Regions from separate parts of the Mus musculus genome. Here region 2 is linked to region 1. A link is a loop called in an ENCODE intact Hi-C map of the cell type or tissue named here. Cell type or tissue: left cerebral cortex. All regions are shown on one strand. Region 1 overlaps Tbc1d15 (TBC1 domain family, member 15). Region 2 overlaps Rab21 (RAB21, member RAS oncogene family).

Region 1 (2,500 bases):
AAGACAGGTAATGGTTAAGAGTGTAGAGTCGAGCCAGATTTTCTTTTATAAACTAGCCACTTTCTAGTGACTTCAGCCAGTCTCTGCTTTTGTTTCCTCTGTAATACGGTAACAGTACCGGCCTTATGTGGGGTTCTGGGGATCATTACTAAATGCACCCCGTGTGGCCTGACTGGGAGTGGGTGCTGTGCTGGCATTGCTTCCTCAGCTTCCCTGAAGTTGATTGGTTGGATATTCTTAAAACCTAGGATATAGTATTTTGGTATGGGTGGGAGCTATCTGTTTTTCATTCTTATTTTGGGTATTGAGAAATACCGTGTTTTAGAAGTCATAGTTTTGTCATTTTGGTAGAGAGCCTAACCTTTAACAGCTGTGCTAGCTTTGTAGCCCAAGACATCGTGTTTGGATGCTGAATAAATGTCCTTATCCTATGGCACCAATTAAGGAGATAGTCCTAATTGCTTAGGATCAAACCTGGCTCGGCTTCTTGAGTTGTATGACTTTGGGAAAATTACTTAGCTTCCTTGTGCCCATTACCCAGTTTCATAGAGTGGTATAAATATAGCATGGAGTTGTTAAATGAATTAATATTTGTAAAACATTTAGAGTAATTCTTGGCGTCAAGCATGTGCTTGATAAATATAGATGCTTAACTACTGTTAAGTAGTATTGGTTTTGAATAGTTATTTATTCATGCTGATGGGTTTCTGCAAAGAAACAGAAGGCAGTACACAAATATGAAGGTAGTATAGTTATGAAATAGAGTGGGACGTATATAATGCTGGGAACTCAATGGTTGGTTTTTTAATTAAGCTTTAGCGAGCTGCTATGTGGCAGTGTTTTCTTTCACTGGGAGTAGAGAGAAGCCTGCTCCGCTCTTAAAGGACCCCGCCTCCCAACAACCTAGTCTGAGTTTAGCTCCCACAGCGTGGCCTTCTGTGACTCTCCTGCTGTGCAATATAAATGTGATTCAGTGGGGAAAGGAAAACCAAAGCGGAGCCAACCCCCAAGCATCCTGCAGTGCGAGCCAGAGCGTGCTTGAGTAAACAGAATACCAATAGAGTGCACTGAATTCTCCTCTTGGTGATGGGTTTGTGTGTCTTAGGTTTCTATTGCTGTGATGAAACACTATGACCAAGAGCAGCTTGGGGAGGAAAGGGCTTCTGTTATCTTACAACTCCCAGGTCACAGTCCAGCATTGGAGGAAGTCAGGGCAGGACCTGCAGTGGAGACTGGAGCGGAAAGCTAACTGCGAGCTCCTCCAGGCTTGCTCTGCTCACTCAGCTCGTTTTCAATAATCAAGAAAATGCCCCACAGGCTTGCCTACAGGGCAGTCTGTAACTTCACCCGAGGGCTTCTCTCTTCAAATGACTGCTTGTGTCAACTGACAGGAAAATCCATCCAGCACAGTGTGCATGGCTTTATTCGTATATGTGTATGTGTATATGTATAGGCATTTTTCTTGCAGTGTTTGAAAGTGGGTTGTAGCTTGATTGGCAACCCTGATTAGTTCTTAGAAGTTAGCTAATTTGCTTTGCTATATGTATAGAATCATGTTTTTAAAAGGCAACCAAACTGAGTGGGGACATGTTCCTCTGGATAGTGAGATAAGCAGAAACACTGTAACAACTGGTCAGCTTTGCTGTAACAGTGAGGAGAACTGAGTTCCTGGGATGAAGGAAAGGAAAAAAGAAAGCTTGAAAGAGTTTTTGGCATCCTCTGCTGGTTACTGTCTTACTCTGCAAATATTAAAGAAATTTGTTCCCAGCTATACCAGGCATGGGGGATATATCACATAGCAGTTGCTCTCACGGTTTCTAGACCACAGTTTTCTGAAGAAGGACATAGTTATCCTCTACCTTGTCACAATAAGACACAGTAAAAGCTCAGAGTCAGTGGTATTTTTAGAGAATTTTTATGTTCTGATGACCTGTAGCTTGACGATTGTCTGTCATGAAGTCAGATTTTGAAACACTTCACCTGCACCTTGCTTAGGTCCTGACATCATAGATACTCAGTGAAAAGAACAAAGAATAGAGAAGATGGGGAGGGAATTAGAATGTGAGAGATGGGCCCCCTAATACCCACCGTTTTATATTATAAAATCCTATTGTTCATTTTCAGTCACCCTAAGGCTTTTAGAAAATGTAATTCTTTTCTGTGTTTTACAGATTGTTGTTGGTGGTGGTAGAGTGTGTGTGTGTGTGTGTGCGCGCGCGCGTGTGCGTGCGTGCCTTAGTGTGGCTATAGAGGTTGGAGGAGAGCTGTTTTAGGTGGTCTTCTCGTTGGGCTTTGGGGACCCACCCATTGAGACATCTTGGTTGCCTTGTGGTAGTAAAAACAAACAAACAAACAAGACCCCCAAAACTTAAAAAAAAAAATGTGTGTGGGCCTGTGAATGGTGTGTATATGTAAAGGTCAGAGGACAACTGCTGGGGTCAGGTTCCCCCTACTGTCTGTGGGATGGGACTCAGGTTGTCAGGCTTGGCATTAAGGGACT
Region 2 (2,500 bases), 49 kb before region 1:
CCAAAACAGATGTCATGTGTAGAGGGGAGTAAACAGGAAAAGCTTTTAGAAATATGATAGTAGAAAATCCTACCGGGCGTGGTGGCGTACGCCTTTAGTCCCAGCACTCGGGAGGCAGAGGCAGGAGGATTTCTGAGTTTGAGGCCAGCCTGGTCTACAGAGTGAGTTCCAGGACAGCCAGGGCTACACAGAGAAACCCTGTCTCGGAAAACCTAAAAAAAAAAAAAAAGAAAATCCTGCTTGTGATGTAGTAAGAGAGGAGCTGGAGAGATGGCTCAGTGTTGAGAGCACTTGAGCACTGTTGCAGATGCGCAGTTCAGAGGATCCAGCCCCTGACCCCCATGGGTACCTGCCACCTCCATACACTGTACACTGTGCACATAAATTAATGCAGGCATACGTATATACACATGATAAATTATTAAATTTTTCCCAAAGACGTAATGAAAAGGAAAAAAAGATATGAAAGGCCAAAAAAAGTGTTGGATCTGGTCCTTCTGCTCTCTACACTGCCTTCAGGGCTCTCCGGCCACCAGGCTGCTGCAGATTAAGTTGAGCCTCCCTGTCCTGTGGCGGTTCTCATTATTAAGTTCTCCAGGTAGCTCATCCACAGACAGGTTCTCTCAAAACGGTGCCTAGCTCTTGCCCTCCCAGTCATGCACTCTGATAGATGGGGTCCTCTCCATGCTGTCCACCTCTCCAGAGGAGTTACTGTCTGACCAAAATCCACAGCTGTTGTGAGCTAGTGAGGGCTGTCGGCTCATCATGAGGTGCAATGCTAGACTCCCAGGGGGGCTGGAGTCCTAGGGATCATTGTGCTAAATGCAGTGTCCCAGCTCAGGGTTTGTGTAGTTAACAGTCGTGTCACCTCATTGCTTTTATATAGAGATAGTTAATAAAAGCTTCATCTCCCTTTTAGAAGTATTGGTTGGTCACATTTTCCCATGTTCTAATATAATGTACGTACATATATATTGTATACATAATACATGTGCATGTGTGAATGTGTGTGAGAGAGAGACAGAGAAGCAAAAGATGATCATTATGAGCTTTGCCTAGCCTGGAACTCCCAGAGATCTCCTGCCTCTGCCATCCAGGTTCTGGGATTAAAGGCATATGCCACCACATCTGGCTTGATTTATTTTTATTATTTTTAGTTATATGTGTGTGAAGGGGTATGTATATGTGAGTGCACGTTCCCACGAAAGTCTGAGGCCCTTTCTTCTTGGAGCTGGAGTTACAGTTAGCTATGAGCTGACCAACATGGGTCAAGAACTGAATTCTCTGTGTCCTCTGGAAGAACACAGTATGCTCTCCCAACCACTGAGCCCAGCCCCGCAATGAAGTTTTGTGGAAGACCTGCCACCAGGTGGCTTCTTGTATTTATAGAGTAAGACAGCTTGCTCGCTCTCTGATTACCGTCCAGTGTACTGACTATAACATGTATTGGATTGAGTTTTTATTGACAGACTGTAATGTAGACTGTGAAATTACTGTGGTTCTTGTAGCGTTGTGGCTCTGTTCAGAGCATAGTGTCTCTGCTGACGTGCTTGGCGCACACTGGCCACACTGACTTTAGTGTCCCCTGCTCACACTCATCCTTTTGCATTTGTTGCAGCTCAGAGTTAAGTACTCAGATTATCCGAGGTCTTCAGTAGAGACCTCTGCACTTGGGCTTCTCAGTGATAAATGTTTCATCTCTCATTGGGTGCTGTGTTTATTCCGTTATAAAGTTTATTTTATTCTGAGAGTTAAAACGGAAGAAAGGAAACTATTTGTTTCTAGTGTGTTTTCTTACATTGCTTCTCCCCTGTTCTTATCTGTTTGTGGTTTCTGTGACCTTCACCCTCTATCCAGCCAGTTCAGCTTCTGTCCACTGCTCTAAAATAAGACCCTTTTTGTTTTTGTGTTGTTTTCTTTTTCGTATCTAAATTTTGGTTCTACTTGGTTGTTTTGTTTGTTTGATTTTTTTTTTCTTCAACAAAATCTTGGCTTAGATCCATTGTTTAAGGAAAACTAAGCAAACTCTCAGTAACTTTAAATCTATATGGCATGTATATATTACCTGGTAAAACAGCACTAAAATTGTTTGTCAACAATATCCTTAAAGCCGCTATGGTGGAGGAGTACTTAAAAATTCACACATTAAAATTTTTTACTTAAACTTAAAGTTTATGTTATCAAATAAAAGAGTTTCATTTTAGAACCCAAGATGGAAGCATACTATAGTTTAGTAAACCAATATTTATACTTAATTATTGATTGGCTTTAAGTTGATTGGAAATAAAGAATTTTAAAAAACATGTATATATACTTTAATAAAAACAAACAAACAAACAAAAAAACCGACTCTTCTTTCTCATGAATCTTAGCCCCTGCTGTGCCTTATGGTCTCTGAGGAAGAGCGATTGTTTGCCTCTGTCAGGCTGAAAGTTCAGGTCATAGCCACACTGACCCATGTGCAGGAGGAGGTGGGACTGTGAACGGCTCTCATCTTTGT

What was found. Hi-C counts contacts between places; a loop is a spot of excess contacts. Peaks named below come from ENCODE experiments on the same cell type or tissue, not always from the same donor. Only the 100,000 strongest peaks of a DNase experiment are listed, where the experiment ranks them.
Region 2: it touches region 1 in a loop (2.0-fold over the local background); 6 of 42 quality-filtered maps call a loop at or near these places.

The regions. Positions count from the first base shown.
Region 1 is chr10:115,246,831-115,249,330 of GRCm38, reverse strand. All of the region lies in intron 1 of Tbc1d15 (TBC1 domain family, member 15), which reads left to right. Among named protein-coding and RNA genes, the nearest start is that of Tbc1d15, 3.4 kb to the left of the region's middle. In left cerebral cortex, no CTCF peak of the experiment used is centred here; a DNase peak (open chromatin) is centred at 1,117.
Region 2 is chr10:115,295,624-115,298,123 of GRCm38, reverse strand. All of the region lies in intron 4 of Rab21 (RAB21, member RAS oncogene family), which reads left to right. Among named protein-coding and RNA genes, the nearest start is that of Rab21, 19 kb to the left of the region's middle. In left cerebral cortex, a CTCF peak has its summit at 1,349; no DNase peak of the experiment used is centred here.